Regions from separate parts of the Mus musculus genome. Here region 2 is linked to region 1. A link is a loop called in an ENCODE intact Hi-C map of the cell type or tissue named here. Cell type or tissue: heart. All regions are shown on one strand.

Evidence for each region. A loop is a pair of places that touch in the nucleus more often than their neighbours do. Peaks named below come from ENCODE experiments on the same cell type or tissue, not always from the same donor. Only the 100,000 strongest peaks of a DNase experiment are listed, where the experiment ranks them.
Region 2: a loop joins it to region 1, with 8 times the contacts of the local background. A loop is called at or near these places in 5 of 42 quality-filtered maps.

What each region holds. Positions count from the first base shown.
Region 1 is chr7:131,878,712-131,886,711 of GRCm38, forward strand. No RefSeq gene overlaps it. Among named protein-coding and RNA genes, the nearest start is that of Gm34645, 55 kb to the left of the region's middle. In heart, a CTCF peak has its summit at 3,753 (motif pointing left); no DNase peak of the experiment used is centred here; H3K27me3 peaks cover 3,513 bases.
Region 2 is chr7:131,367,687-131,375,686 of GRCm38, forward strand. It overlaps Pstk (phosphoseryl-tRNA kinase), which reads left to right and starts at 3,460. Exons shown (of 6, transcript NM_001039534.1): 1 at 3,460-3,703; 2 at 5,850-6,144; 3 at 6,379-6,577. The coding sequence starts at 3,488. In heart, CTCF peaks have their summits at 3,417, 3,618 and 4,423; a DNase peak (open chromatin) is centred at 3,465; H3K4me3 peaks cover 1,575 bases; H3K27ac peaks cover 1,143 bases.

The sequences.
Region 1 (8,000 bases):
GGAGATAAAGATTGCTGTGTTCTGTAGAGAAGCCATAGTCCCATGTGTCAGTATGTCCTGCCAGGCGTGCCAAATGTGAGGTATCTGACAATGTTGTGCCTGGAAGAGCTGAAGAAGTCTTTCGGAAGCATCTTGTGGTCTGTTCACCAGAGGCTTGCTCGGGTCATCTCATTCCATCCTCCTTGCAGCAGCCCTCTGTGGCAAGCTCAATTCTAGCTTTGGCTTCATAGGAGCAGGATAGGAGATTCAATGATACAAAGTAGCTACAAGCCAGCCAGTCAACATTGCTTGAATGCGCCGGGGTCAGACAGCACTCTGGATACAAGAGTGCTACAGGGATGAAACGGACAAGCCCGACTTACAGCCTCTGAGCTCGGGATGGTAGTCAGAACAAGGGTCTGCAGGACTTCAGGGTGTGAAGTGGACCCGCTGCAGTGAACCTCGGCCCAAGACCAAGGCAAAGATCTCAAATCAAATCACCACTGCACACAGGCATTTTCAGCATGCATCAACCTTTTGCCCTCCTCTGGCTGCTTTGATCAGGTTTCTCAAGGGAGCCTGTAGTTGCTAATGTTTGTTGACTGCCAGCTTCCAGCCAAGTGGAGACTGCTTTCCTCTCGGGGGCTGGGTTTGCACAGCCCAGCTCCCTGAGACATTTGCTACTTTGCAGGGGTCAGAGAGGCTATGATGCCTTTCTGGGGGTGCTCGGTGATCAGGCAAGTGTGGAACTGCGGTTTGGATTAGAACCAGAGCGGATTAGCTAGCTACATTTCATGGGCTTCGCTCTGTTCTTGATCCCCTGATTCTTAAATGAACTATTTGAACTGTTCTGAAACAAACAAACAAACAAACACAACTTTTTTCTTCCTACCGCATGGAGTCCAAGCCCTCGTGATGAGGCCACCATCTTCGCCTGCTTGTGGCTTAGCTGCCTTGGTGGATTGTTCTGGCCTAGTGTCTACCAATAACCACCGATCACCCACCAACTGTCTGGTGCTGCCCATTCCCAGGGCTGGGCTCAGAGACAGAGAGCTTTGCAGAAAAGTACCAGAGAATTGCCAGTGTCCTGAGGAGTGGAGGAGGATGAGAGGAAGGGGAGAGCGGTGGGAACTGGAGCTTACAAGGAGGCAGGAGGTGACCTGCAGCTTGCACTGACTTCAGGTGTAAACTGTATGCCTTGGGCCTGTGGAATCTTGAAACACGGGGGAGAAGTGATCAAGGTCCATAGAGACACAGATGACAAGTCTTATTCTTCAAGGGACTTCATGGCTGAAAAGCTTTGAAGGCCTGGAGCAGCCAGTGATGACCAGCTTATTGGGGAAAATATAAACTGCTGAGAATATTTCAGTTTCCCCATGGTCCTTTGAGACACTATACCCGGTGCACCTGAACATGATGAGACCCACCCCCACCCCAGGGAAGCTGCCTGGTACCCAGTGCTGGGGAATGTCCTCCCCTGCAATGCAACAGTCCCCAAGGAGCTGGGAGCAGAGTCCCAGTGCCCATTCACTTGGGGACAAGCAGGAGTTAAGTTTCCTAGGTTCACTCAGAGCGCCATTATCCAGGGGTAGTGGGCGTAGCACAAGGCCTGCAAACACCTGTGCAGGTGTTTGCTCTGCACTTGACTCTCCCCAACTGGGCGGTGTCTCAGGTATCCCGGAGGCCCAGACCTGCCCAGGGATTGAGCACTGGAATGCCTCTTGAGGGACCTAGTGCTCAGGCTTGGCAGGGACACCCCTGCTCATTGTTCCCCTTCATCCCCATCCCAGAGACCACTGTACCACCATCTTCTGGGACGCTCCACAGTGAGGCACCTTCTGCCACATGCTCCCCAGTGGGCGCTCACAGGGGTGGAAGGAGGGCGAGTGTAGCTTCATCCCTGGCAAATCTCTCATTGTGCTTCTGTTAGATCTCTGGCATGGATGGATGGATGATCCAAAGGGCACAGGAGGGTTCCAGTTGTGTCACAGAGTACATATCTTTCCACAGGACCAAACTATGACCTAAAACTCCACCACCCTCAGCCCAACATAGCAGTCTCTCATCACCTGCCTCAGTTTCTCTGAATGCCATCTGTTTTCCACTCAAGTCATAAAAGAGTTGGACAAATGAGAAAACAGAAAAACAAACAAACAAACAACAACAAAAAAAAATCAATTTTAACTGCCAGTGTGGTCTTCTTGTGTAGTTTTTTTTTTTTTTTTTTTTTTTTTTTTGGACAAATAAGGGAGATTGCAAAAGAGCAAATGGCCTCTTACCCCAGGCCCTGATGGGGTCTGGAGCAGCACTGGACCCACCCATCAGGGAATTGACTGTTATACAACATGCTGGCCGTGAGAAAATGGCCAGGCTCTAGGTTAGGGACTCCTGTGTACTGTTGTCCTCAAATTCCATTTTAAAAAAACCTAGCCAATGTCCTTTAAAGATGCTGCCTGCATTTTAAAACACCAGAGCCATCAATTCTTGCCTCACAGTGTTAGTACTGCAGGAAGATAAGCCTTTCCTTGTCTTGCTCCATAGTTCTCCTCTGACATAAGGACCAGCTAGCGCAAAGCCAGGTGACACTTATGGCTATAGCCTCCCTTCTGAAAAATCACACAGTTTTTATAAGTGCAGCTGTGCTGCTCAGACTGGACATGACTCTCGCTGACCAGAGGAACAGTCTTGCTTGGTCTCCACTGACCAGCCCAGGAAGCTGAAAGAAGCCCTAGCTAAGAGGCTGGGTATCCCCACCACCACCTTACTCCCTGTTGGGAGCCATTTTGCTGGAATGGCTCCCAACATTTTCCTCTCCAGACTTCATTGGCTGACCTAGGCCCCGAACTCCTGTTTGAACTCTGCTCCTTGGGAGTGGGATAACCCCACACGTTGCTTTGTTCATATTTTGCCACCAGGCCTCACTGGTGGTTGATGTGTGTGAATCCAAGGGTAAAGGCCCTTAGAGATGCCTGAGAAGAGAAGAAGGATCCTAAGGTTTGTCGTTTGCATGCGTGGAAGGGAATAGAAGCCTCTGCAGCCTCTGGTAGACAATATCCCAAGAGGAACAGTGAGGAGGCCCTGGGACCCCACTGGGTGGCTCCACAGGCCTGGGTGGGAGAAACTCCTGTCCAGTGAGCACACAGTACCTTGGGCTGGCTGTCAGAAAACCACTCAGCAAATGAATGCCAGAACTTACTGTTGGGAAACACAGGCTCCAGACTTGGCCCCGTGCTTCTTAACCAGGGTAAAGGAGTCACTTTGGTGAAGACCCAGGCAAGGCCCAGAGCTTGATCCTACCAAGGAATGTTCTTACTCTCTGTTACAGTGAATACCAGAAGGGGATGTGGCAATTTCACGCATTCCAAGTCGAACTCTAGCCTGCTGGTCTCAGCCACAAGGCCCAACTGGACAGGGTTAAGAGAATGAGCCAGGGACCCTGAGCTGGCCTTTAGGTGTCAGGACCTCAGACAGAGCCAAAAGCAAGCTGGGAAGTGTCACCTGCCAGAGCTTCTTAGGGTGACAGGATCCTGACTTTCTTCACTGAGTCTCCCCTCACCAGGGGTCACCAGTGATCTATTCAGACCTACAATCTGTTTCGCTTACTTCACTTTTGTTCAGGCAATGTCTGTTTTCAGCAGACAACCACCCAGGGCTAGGCACTGCTGGTAACACAGAAACCAAACAGGGACCCACCATGCCCTGCTTGGCAAAAGTGCAGAGGGGTGAGAGAGTATATGTCTTCAGTGGGGAGAGGCTGCCCCCTGGTGGTTTGAAGCTGTACTGCATATGACGCAGCCTGGAGGGCAGGCAAGAGCTTTTTTGCATCAGCTTACACTGTTTTCTTTCAGAGCCCACCAGACACATAATTTAGCAACATCCATTTTGGCACTATGTACACCAGTAAAACCAGCAAACACAACCTGGAGTGCCAGATCTTAAATATCCACCGGCACACCACCCAGGGACCAGCCAAGCCTGAGAGCAGAGAGTTCTCGATAAGCAATATTCTCTCATTGAGCCCCAGTTCACATGTCCGTGAGAAAAGGAATTCGTCATTACAAGAAAAACTGTGACACACCTAGGGTGTTGGAAACAGGAAAACCTGGCCAAGATAAAGCCCCCACCTTTTGTGGGGTTTGTGTTCCAGTGGGAGACAAAAATAAATGAGAAAATTCAAATACGTTCTGTCTAATACAATCCAGGTGAAAGGTGAGCAGAGCTGTTTGAATATGAAGTGGGGCATATGGAGAGAGGGTAACTGCGAGCCGTGCTAGGTGAGCCCTGGAGGGGATTTGTTCTAAAGTCAAAAGTGCTCCAGTTAGAAGGAACAGTAAGGGTGTACTGGCAGGTGCCAGAGACTCCTCGCCTGGAAGTCAGCTATCTCAAGTGCTGTCGTTGGACCAGCAGAGAGGGAGCAAGTCACAGAGGAGACTGGAGGGACTTTAAGAACCCAGTCTTAAGAGTGAGGAATGCCAACAAGGCTTGCAGAGCAAGTGACACCTCCTGCTATACCAACTTGAAAAATCGCCTTGCCTACCCTCTCGAGCACCAATCTTGTGCACCGTGCATTTCCATCTGTGCTGTTGCCCCTATTCCTAGAAAGGACTCGGGGCACAGAGAGACTGGGAGTCTCCTCAAAGACACAACTATTTGGGGGTTCTGAAGCATGCAGTGCAGTTCCAGTGGCTTTGCATCTCATGCACAGCCACACTGGGGCCTCCTTCCTTCCACGTCCACTGTGTGGTACTTACTCGGGTTGCTGGAGCTTCCTCCTGTTCCTTATACCCTTCCTCTTTCTCCCCTAGACCCTTTCCACCCTCCCAGTTCCCAACAAGGATAAGTAAATGCCTTTAATTGTCATCTGGATACAGTCTAGAATTACCTGAGAAAAGAGTCTTAATGTGATGCTGTCTCCATGGGTTTTCAGTGAACATGACTGTGGAAGATTAATTAACTAAATTGACGTGGGAAGACCCAGTCCACTTTGGGTGGAACCCTTGCCTAGGCAGGGGGTTCTGAACCATATAGAAGCAGAGAAATTGAGTTGCACATAAGCAGGCAAACAAGTGAGCATATATGCATTTGTTTCTCTGCTCTTAGCTGTGGCTGTGCTGTGAGTAGCTGCCTCAAGATCCCTGCCTTGGTGCCTTCTGTGCTACGATGGATCACCACCTTAAAATTTACGCTAAAATAAACCCATTATTTTCTAAGTTGCTTTTTATCAGGGTATTTTATTACAGAAACAGAAGTGAAAGTAGAACATAAATTGGTACCAGGAGTTGGGGCTGTTATGATAAACCTGATCGAGTGACACTGAAATAACCACACACACACACACACACACACACACACACACACACACACACCCAAGCTGGTTTATTTCCTGAGTACTTTTTCACAGCAACAGAAATACAATTAGAACAGCATATATTTCTTGACTTTATGTTTGGCTGCATTAGACTCTACCTGGACCATCTTCTAGAGCCAGTTCTACATCCCACTGGTCCTTCTGGCTTTGAAGTCCCAGCCTGACTAGGAACTTCTTGGTGTTATAATCATGATGAACCTATGATATGACCAAGTACTGTGCATTAGGCAAGGAGCACTTGTGTGACATCTCCTTTCATATTCTCAAGCACGTAGCCAAGAAGTTGAGAATGTCATCTCCACTCAGGTCCACCCACAAAACCATAGTTGGGGCACTTATTAATATTATTAATAAATCATCTTAAATGTTATTAAGAATTTTCAGAGAAGAGTATGGAGCCAACCATGAGTGTCAAAAAACATTTAAACAGTTACCAAGGATGCCCGCATTCACTGAAGAAGAAACTTGAGACTCAGAGAAATGAAGACATATCCCCGGGGCACTTCGAGCATGGTGGAGTGTGCTCTCTACTGTAACTCTTGTGGTGGTTACTTTTGTATGTTTGCTTGGTCAAACACTATTCCGGATATGTCTATGGCAAAGTTTTCCCATGAAATTGACATTTTATTTCATGTATTTTGTAAAGCAGATAGGCCTCTTCTATGGAGCTAGAAATCACCAAATCAGGTAAAGGTCTGAATTACGGAGAAAGTTCTATTGACATGGGTGAGAGACGGTGTCTCCCATCTGACCACTTTCTAATGGGGACGTTGATCTGGAAAGAAAAAAATCTGCTCCCACTGAGTCTCTTGTCTTCTGCCATCAGATTAGATTTATCCACCAGCCTTCCTGCCTCCTGGGACTTTGAGCTTAAATGGGAACTACACTCTTGTCCCTTCTGGGTTACCATTTTGCTGTCACCACAGATATTATGACTTGTCATTCTTATGATTATTATATGAGGCAAAGCCTTAAGATAAATATTTATGTTAATATGTAATATGTAAATATTTATGATAAATATCTATCTATATATCTATCTATCTATCATCTATATCTAACATCTGTTTACCTATCTATTCCATGTATACTATCTACTAGGCACAAAGGGTGCTAAGCCCTTCCTAGACTTGAGCTTTCTCTATTTCTCAGAGTCTGTCTATAGTACTCGGGGACTGAAAGAAGCCCTGCCTACCTTACTGGGGCCATTGTGGAGGTCTGGGGACATGGGATCTTGAAGCTCCCTGGCCTGCAGCAGTGGATGTGTGGAAGCTGTCAGATGAGAGTGCAGGCACCTTCAGGTGTGGCCAAGGGTCTTTCCTCAGCCTCTTCACTATCCAGAAAGCAGTTATGTACTCTGCTCAGCATCGTTTCCATATAAAGCACCGTCCGTGCTCCTGAAGCTCAGACATAGTAAAAAAGGAAACCAGCTCATTTCTCATGGAGAAGCTAAGACACGAACTGAGCAGGAAAGGGCTGAGAAGCAGAAGGGGAGCGGCCACATTAGAGGGGTCAGCAGAGGCAAATACATGGAGAAGGTGACATGCGGGTAAAGATACTTAAGGGAACAGCAGTCCAGGAAGATGGCACAGCAAACATTGGGACCTAGAGACAGTACCTACTTAGCCTGCCTAAGGAGCACGAAGGAGGCAGGCCCAGATGTCTGAGGCCATGTGTGCAGCATGGGAGTGCCAGGGGAGGAGAAGAGGCCTGGGGTAATGGTCTAGGTCTCCATGGAGCTTCTGGACCCACAGCACCCTTCAGCTCTTCCTCCTTTCAGGTTGGAATCCTGCAGGGGGTTGAACAGATACTGCTGTGAGTAGGACCACACAAGGGATTTGACTCATTCATTTTTTTTTCCTAATCTGATTCAATTAAACTCATCTATCCCTTGAGATCCAAATGGAAGGGAAAGGTAGAGAAGGGGGGCATTTTGTCTTCCAGAGCTGGGACATCTCCCACCTGACATTTGAACACTCCGGATTCAGATATACCAGCAACTGTCCCAGATTGCCAGGCACCCTGGTTTCAGGTGCTTAGAGACACTGAATTATTCCTTGCATTGTAGAGTCTGGACTTCTCCAGACCCATAGCACACACCAATGCCTAGAAGTCATTTGCTTCACACCATGAGAGAAATGTGAGCTATCTCTGGAGCTGGGGAGATGCTCAGTGGTTAAGAACATGTCTGCTCTTGCAGAGGACCTAGCTTCAGTTCCTTGGAATTTATCATTGTCACTGTTTCAGAATTCCGGAGGCAAATCTCCTAACTTCTGTATCCATGAACTTGTTTCAAGCCTTTTGAAGACACCTGTGTTTTACTGTGGTCTATGGGCTTTCACTGTCATGTTCTGCAGTTCATATGTAAACACAGTGATCCTTTGGAGACCCTCATCCTGACTCTTGGTTATTTGGGATGTTGTCATCTATGTTAGGTGGCTCTGACTAATGCATCGGACACTGGGAAGTATGAGCCTGACATAACACATGACTTTGGCAGCCACCTTGCGTTGGGTGCTCTGCTTGGCTCTATTGGGCCAGTTTTCACCGTAAACCAAAGGCAGCTGTCAGTCGTATTCTGTAGTAGAAATGCTGTCCTGAGACAGGACATTTGCCCAAGGGCACAGAAGGAGAACTGAGGCTGAACAGAGCC
Region 2 (8,000 bases), 510 kb before region 1:
GTTCCAACTACCAAAGTTGTCATATCCTCAATGTCGGTGAGCACTGACAACCCACACAAATCTCCGTCCTCTTTGTTAATCAAAAATAAGAACTCCCAAGTTTGCCAGGAGTGCCTGAGGAGCAAGGTCTGCGCAGCTGCAAGCTCCCACATAGCACCAAGTGCAGACTTCCTGAGAGACACTATTTCTTCAAGGTTCAAACAGTCTCTCAGCCTCTACTGATTGACCCAAAACATAGCAAAGGCTTTGCTGAAACATTTCACTCAAAGCCAGACACAGAGACTTCACTTTACAAATCACTACATCTTCCCCCTTTCTGTTTTTAAGTGGATTTGTTAGGACTAACAATTATGTTGGAGATTATGGAGATGTGCAGTAAATATGGCCTTTTGTCTAGTTTTCTAACAGTTTTATGCAAATAAAGTCAGAATATATTTCAAAGCCAGTAAACTTATCACAACAGGTTACACTTCCAAACTTCTTGAAGAAAGTCAGGGCAGGAACCTGGAGGCAGAAGCTGATGGAGAGGTCATGGAAGCATGCTGCTTACTGGCTTGCTTCCGGTGGTTTGCTCAGCCTGATTTCTTATAGAACCAAAGCCACCAGCCAAGGGATGGCACCACCCACAGTGGGCTGGGCCCTCCCTCGTCCACCACTAATTAGGAAGATGACTTATAGGCCTGCCTACAGCCACATTTTATGGAGGCATTTTCTTAACCGAAGTTTCCCTCCTCTCAAATGACTTGTTTACATAAAGCTATACAGCGCAATAGGTGGCTGACTCTTGGCAAACTAATATACAGTTATGTTCCTAAATCTTACAGATAGAATAATGCTTCTTGACTTTTTAAGATTTGAAGAATTTCAGGAATGTAGTTCAAAAAGTAGAATGAGTGTGGGGGTCCAGATGTTCCTTGCTCTGGGGGAATACCCATGGTAATGTTAATGCATTTGATATGTGCTGTTATCCTGGACACCCACTGGCTTTATCCAGACTGAGACACATTACAAACTTTAGAGCATATCTAGGGGAAGTGGTTTCATTTATAGTATTAGGAACCTGTAGAGCCCAGGAATGAGAGATGGCTGTGATTGTTAATATTGCCAACCTGTTATGATCACTGATGAGATGTGATTCTGGGCAAGTCTCTGATTAAGTTTCTTCTTTTGTTTATGTGAGGAGCTTTCTAAATTGGGATGACAAAAGTGGAAAGACTCCAAATGAGGGCAACCTATGGACTGGGGTCCTGGACTGAATTGAAAGCAACAAGCAACTGGAACACCAGCATTCATCTTCCTCTGCTTCCAGTGGATCCAATGTGGCAATCGGCATCATGTTTCTGCTGACATGATTTTCCTGCCACATCCCACTGTACCCTTGAACACCGAGGCAAAACAAAAGCTCAAACTGCCTTTTGTGGGTAATGAGAAACATAACTAATTTGGTGGCTGAAGATGGAAATGTATTTTGAAGAGAAAATGGAGGAAGCTGGCAAGTTGAGGGTAAAGAAGAGGCAAGAACCAAGGGAAACAGGTTAACTGGGTAGACAACAGTGCTTTCTATTACTTTAGTGGAAAAGAGGAGAGCAAACTTCATAGTTTTTTTTTTTGAAGTAATGAACTTGATCTAGGGTCAATAAATGTTTAAATCTGTAATGATTGCAAGTAGACTGATCCTGAATAATTTCTAGACATTACTGCTCAGTTGATGGAATTATTGAGTATATGTGAAGCCTTGGGTTTTGCTATCACTTCAAAGTACAACTAAGAATATACAATTGAAAAGTGAACCTCGATGTAAACTTGAACATCGTGTAGGGAAATATAGTGTATGTTCATGGTACAAGCATTTGACGGGGTGTGTCCAGTTACACAAGTGCATACAGAGGGCAGAGGGAAGCCATTCCTGTCGGTTGCCTTGAGATGGGGTTTCACCCGGGTTTTCACAGCTCTCTGGGTACACCTGTCTCCAACCTGAAATGTTGGGTTACAGGCACAAGCAGCTTTGCTATTCACACCTTCTGACATGGTACATGGTAGAAGAAGAAAATAGTAGGGATAAATAAATTCATATTACATTGTATACCTGTGTGGAATTCTCAAGAATAAAGGATTTGTTAAGAATTAGTTGAATGTGTTATATATATATAATATTTCATATTAAATATATTATATATATATACACATATATATTCTCCCAAAATAGCCATGATTTTGTTGCCTGAAAAACCAAGGAAACTTGTGTGGGTATGGAGAAGGATGAAGAGAAGCAAATGGTTTAGGATAGGCCCTTGTATTGGGCCAATGGCAACCATGTGAGAGGAAGAGCTTTTCCTCTCCAACCAAGAGAGACAGAGAACGTTATGCACTTCATCATGCACCACACCACACTTAGCAGCCAATTCTCCTCTGGGTTTTGCTTCTTATTTTTGTTTGGTCTTTTGAGAACAGGTCTCACTCACACTGTAGCTCTGATTGGTCTTGTATTCTCTTTGTAGACCAAGCTGGCCTTGAACTTACCATGACTCTCCTTACTGCCCCTCCAGAGGCATGTACCACCCTTCTTATGTCAGCTGTAGTTCACTTCAGCACGCACTGATTTTGTTCTTGAGTGATGACTACAGTTTGAACACATCTTTTATGAATAAAAAGTACCATAAAAGCTTATTTTTCTTATACCACACCCCTCTCACACATTTTTATTTGGTAGTTCTCTGAGGTCTGTCAGTCTGTGTTTTTAGGAAGGGTAAAGAGTTTGACACAGTCTCCTGTAGCACAGGCTTGCCTCAAACTCTTGCTCCTCCTGTGTGCTGCTATGCTCCTATGCGCAGCTCCTTTCTGAGTGCTGGGATCATACCCCAACTCCAAGCTCGCTAATATTTACAAAAAAAAAAAATTCTATAATCCGAGTTTTCTGCCAGCATGTATTGGGGATAAGGATGTGCATTTCCGGTCCTATTTCTTCCCACTAGCTGCCACCTGGCAGCCCAGGACTCAGGAATATTCAACCATTGCTCCCTTCAAGCCCAGAAAGAGAGAGAGAAATATGCTGTCCTCGCTTCACCGCCTATTTGATGTCCCGCACTTTACCTTTCAAAGCCTTCCTTTAAAGGTTTCTAGTCTCTCTTTGTACAGAGGATGCCCAACGTAACCAAACCAAACAGGAAACCCTAATGGCTTGAAGGTGGGGCAGGGAAGTTGATAACATCTGGAGTAAACCCAACTCTGGGACCCTTAAAGTGTCCAGAAAGTATGAAAAGAAGCGCCAAGGACACCTGGCCTAGGGTACTAGGGTCAGGGACAGCTGACACATGTTATTCACAAGGTCCAGAGGGCCACCTGAGTAGCAGCCTGGACTAAGGCATCTTCTCTGGACTCGCATCCTCGCTTGTTGCTCCTCCTCAACGTCGCCAGAGGGCGCGGCGTGGTGCTGGGGCACTGCGCCTGCGCACCCGGCGCAAAGGTTTCTGGAGACTGCAGCAAGGGCATGAAGACCGCGGCGGCTCGTGGGGCCACTCGCAGAGACGGACAGCCCAAACTAGGACTGTGCGTCCTCTGCGGCTTGCCGGCGGCCGGAAAGTCGACTTTTGCACGTGCGCTGGCCCTCCGCCTGCGGCGGGAGCGGGGTTGGGCCGTGGGCGTCCTCTCCTACGACGATGTGCTGCCTCTTGCGCTCCCGGACTGCGATGGCACACAGCCTCGGGTCAGCATCGGGTGGGGGCGGACGGGTTTGCAGGCTCGGCCCAGGCGGTGAGGCTGTGGGTGGATCCTGCAGTGCCTGGGTGGGAAGGGAAGCCTGACCGGAGCCGGTGGCTAGGGGAGCTGGCTAGCTCCGCTCTGTAGACCTTTTTCGGAATAATATGGTCAGAGCTTTGTAGAGGTGTTTATGCCAAATTTGGTACGTTCACATACTGCATATTCTATGCAGTGGAGCTTTAAGATAAGGCCTAGCTATGTTGTCTGGGTTAGTCTCAAACTCCCGAGCTCAAGGATCACCCAGACCCCTCCCGTACAAGAGTCCTAAGGCAGAGTGAAGTTTTACATTTAGTGTACAAGGTAGACATCCTAGGCAGATACACCCTGATAATAATCCCTTGGTAGTTTCTCCGTAGCGCCTAGGACCTAGGCAAAGAAAGGGATCTTTAAAAAAAAAAAAAAAGGTTAAAACCAGAATCTGTAGGACTGGAGCTCTGTAGCTCTGTACCATTTTGGAACTCCCCATGAGAATAAAGAATACAAGTGATAAATAACAAAATTGCTAGGTCCCTCCAGGAAAGTTTTACCAAACCAAGGGCCTGGTCTGCCAATAGTATTGAAAAACGTGGTGATTTCTTGGTTGACAGCCAGGTGGAGTGATAAGCTTGAATTGTATGTGCCAAGTATATACTCCTTAATCCTTGCATTTACACCCCAGTGAGGTGCACCCCTGCTGGAAGCCGACTACATGGCAATAGAGTCCGGTCTCCAGTTGCATACTTAACTCTAAAGCAGATATCTCCTGACATCTTAAATTGTTACATTTGTTGCTTAGTGCTCAGGTGTAGAAAAGTTACATGAATTTAAGGCAAATAGGATGACTACATTTTCTAAGTATATTCAGAGTACCCGCACACAAAGATAAGTATATGCAAAGCCTCAGTGTATTTGGAATGTGGGAAACATGTATTTCTTCATCAGAAGATGCCGCTTCTGCTTTGGCTCTGAGGACAACAACAGCATTGTAATTGGGTAACTTGTAGGTAGGACTCCCGCCACGTTGGAGGAAGATAATGGTTACTGATGAGGATTGGCTTGCCTTCGCCTTTATTACTGCATTTTTATTTTCTCCACTCCCTCCCCCGCCCCCCACCCCAGGCCTTATTTGGTCAGTGTGGTTAGAAAATCTCCACCCTTTAGGCAGTGACACACATTTCCTTCTCTGGGTTAATCTGGGGTACTTTTTTGTAGATAGGGCAAGAGCAGGGCTCCTCTCCTGCCCTTTTGTATCTCCTCCAGTCTTGACTGCAGAACCACTCTCCTCTCACCATCCCTCAAAACACAAAACTACCTGTATTCTCAGGCTCCTTGTCTCCTTCCTTCTGTTTCTGCCATCTTTCCCAATCTCACAATCCAATTGTTGGCCTGAGGTCTTCAAATTTTGACCAAAGGACCTTCAAATGGACTTGTCTTACTGGTTGGTATCCCTTTTCATTCCAAGAACAAACCAACATTGGCATAGCTTAGGTTGTTTTAATCCAGCAGGATCTTGGTTGTGGCTCTTTTGGTCTCCTATATAAAGGGATTTCATTCTCATATATTCCTGCATGCACGCACCCATCCATCCATCCATTTCGGACACATTTCTAGAACACCTGTAAGGTGCCAGCCAGCCTCTGTGCTGGCGGCGGGTGGTCTGGCAGGGAGAAATATGAAGGTGCACAGAAGTACCTGGCTGATACATGCCCTGTTAGAATAGGGACAATGGACAGAATAGGGCTGGATTGCCTTCTACATAATTGAGTCTGACAACGCTTCACACAGCTCTGGGACTTTGGAAATATTCCAGGGAGAAAGGGTGCAGGAACTATAAAGACGGGAAGGTATGAGGAACGGCGTCACCTGAGAGCTGCACGTGCTTCAGTATTGTGGCGTGCAAGTTTAAATGGGAAGAGGATGGCAATAAAACAAGACAATGAGCCTACTGGCCAAAATTCAGGCATGGTGTCGCATACCTTTACTCACAGCACTTGTAAGGCAGGGGCAGGTGGATCTCTGTGGATTCAGAACAGCTGGGGCGATTATACCCTCCCTGTCTTGGGAAAAAAAAATGCCTAATATAAATTTCAATTCTTTGTTGTTGTGTTTTGTAGCCATCCCAGTGGAAAATGTTCCGACAAGAACTGTTAAAGCACCTGGAATGCTTCCTCGTGGCGGTCATTAGTGGGGCTCAGATGTCTGCCCCACCCAACAGGACTGAGGCCGTGTGGGAAGACTTCATAACCTGCTTAAAAAGTCAGGATTTGATGATCTTTCCTACAGCACTAGAGGCCCAGCCTTGCCACCTCTTGGCAAAACCTGCTGTTTCTAGACCTTTGTTTTTGGTGTTAGATGACAACTTTTATTACCAAAGTATGAGATATGAAGTCTACCAACTGGCTCGGAAATGTAATTACAACATTTTTTTTTCCTTACATGTGGAAACATCGATTCACATATATCAAAATCACAGCTGCCTTTAGTGAGATTTTAATTGGATTGGGTTTATATGGATTTAGTTTTTAAAGAGGGTATTCAGTATTGCAAATGGAGTTTCTCCTGCATCCTCTGGGACTGGTATATATTTATTTCACATTTCTGGAGAGACAAACTGGTAATTTGGTTATTTAAAACTGTTTTCAGATTCGCTAGGCTTTTGCCAGCTCTTTTTAGACTGTCCCCTGGAGACATGTTTGAAGAGGAATGGTGAGAGGTCCCAGCCACTGCCTGACGAGACCATCCAGCTCATGGGGAGAAAGATAGAGAAGCCCAACCCTGAGAAAAATGCCTGGGAACACAACAGCCTCATAATTCAGAGTTCAGCATGTTCTCTGGAAGCCAGGTATTCTCCTCTAAGCCATTTTGGTGCTCTCCTGCTAGGTATCATGGGAAACATACGCTTAACTGTATGGGGTTGACCGTTCTCCCACAGGCTCGGGGAATTGTGTGCTGGAGCAAACGAAACCAAGAAAGTTTAGTTTGTTCAGGGTCACCAAACTTTTAACGGCTAAGATTTGAATCCAAGTTTCTTTATAAATGTCTGCTTTTAACTGTTCAAACTGTAATGTCTCAGGCTGGGGAGATAACTCATTGGGTAAAGGGCTTGCTGCACTGAACCTGAAGCTCAGATTTGTACAGCTGGGCATAGCTACTCACATCTATAATCCCAGCACTGGGTGGGGGTGGTACTCAGGACTAGCCATTCTACTGAAAGACCCTGTCTTTTGGTATTCTTGTTAAAGTTGCCTACTAAGTAGGTTGTGAAATGTTTTTATAGAAATCTATTGAGTTCAGTGGTCAAGCACCTGTGTAACTTGTGCAAAGTCATAGTATAATACTCCTCAAAAGTCTTAAATTGTAATTAAATTAATATTGGGTTCTGGTTTGTCCTAGAGCTCTTTCTAGTCATCCTGCCCATGTGAATGTGAAACTTTCCATTGGTGATATATCTGTAGAATTTGTAACATTCTTGATAGAAATTTCATGAATGATGGAAATGTTCTCTGTTCTGTCCAATATGGGAGCAGCCAGGCATGAGAGTTATTGAAGACTTAAATGTATCTAATGTTAGTGATATGTGAGCTGATAGTTAATATGGCCTCATATGGTGACAAACTGTGCTGTTGTTAAACAGTGTAGATCTCAGATACATTGTGCACATTAGTAAATAATTTTTAAGCTTAAATTTGTTTTTTTTTTTTTTCCATTTTTTATTAGGTATTTAGCTCATTTACATTTCCAATGCTATACCAAAAGTCCCCCTTACCCACCCACCCCCACTCCCCTACCCACCCACTCCCCCCCTTTGGCCCTGGCGTTCCCCTGTACCGGGGCACACAAAGTCTGCGTGTCCAATGGGCCTCTCTTTCCAGTGATGGCCGACTAGGCCATCTTTTGATACATATGCAGCTAGAGTCAAGAGCTCAGGGGTACTGGTTAGTTCATAATGTTGTTCCACCTATAGGGTTGAAGATCCCTTTAGCTCCTTGGGTACTTTCTCTAGCTCCTCCATTGGGAGCCCTGTGATCCATCCATTAGCTGACTGTGAGCATCCACTTCTGTGTTTGCTAGGCCCCGGCATAGTCTCACAAGAGACAGCTACATCTGGGTCCTTTCGATAAAATCTTGCTAGTATATGCAATGGTGTCAGCGTTTGGATGCTGATTATGGGGTGGATCCCTGGATATGGCAGTCTCTACATGGTCCATCCTTTCATCTCAGCTCCAAACTTTGTTTCTGTAACTCCTTCCATGGGTGTTTTGTTC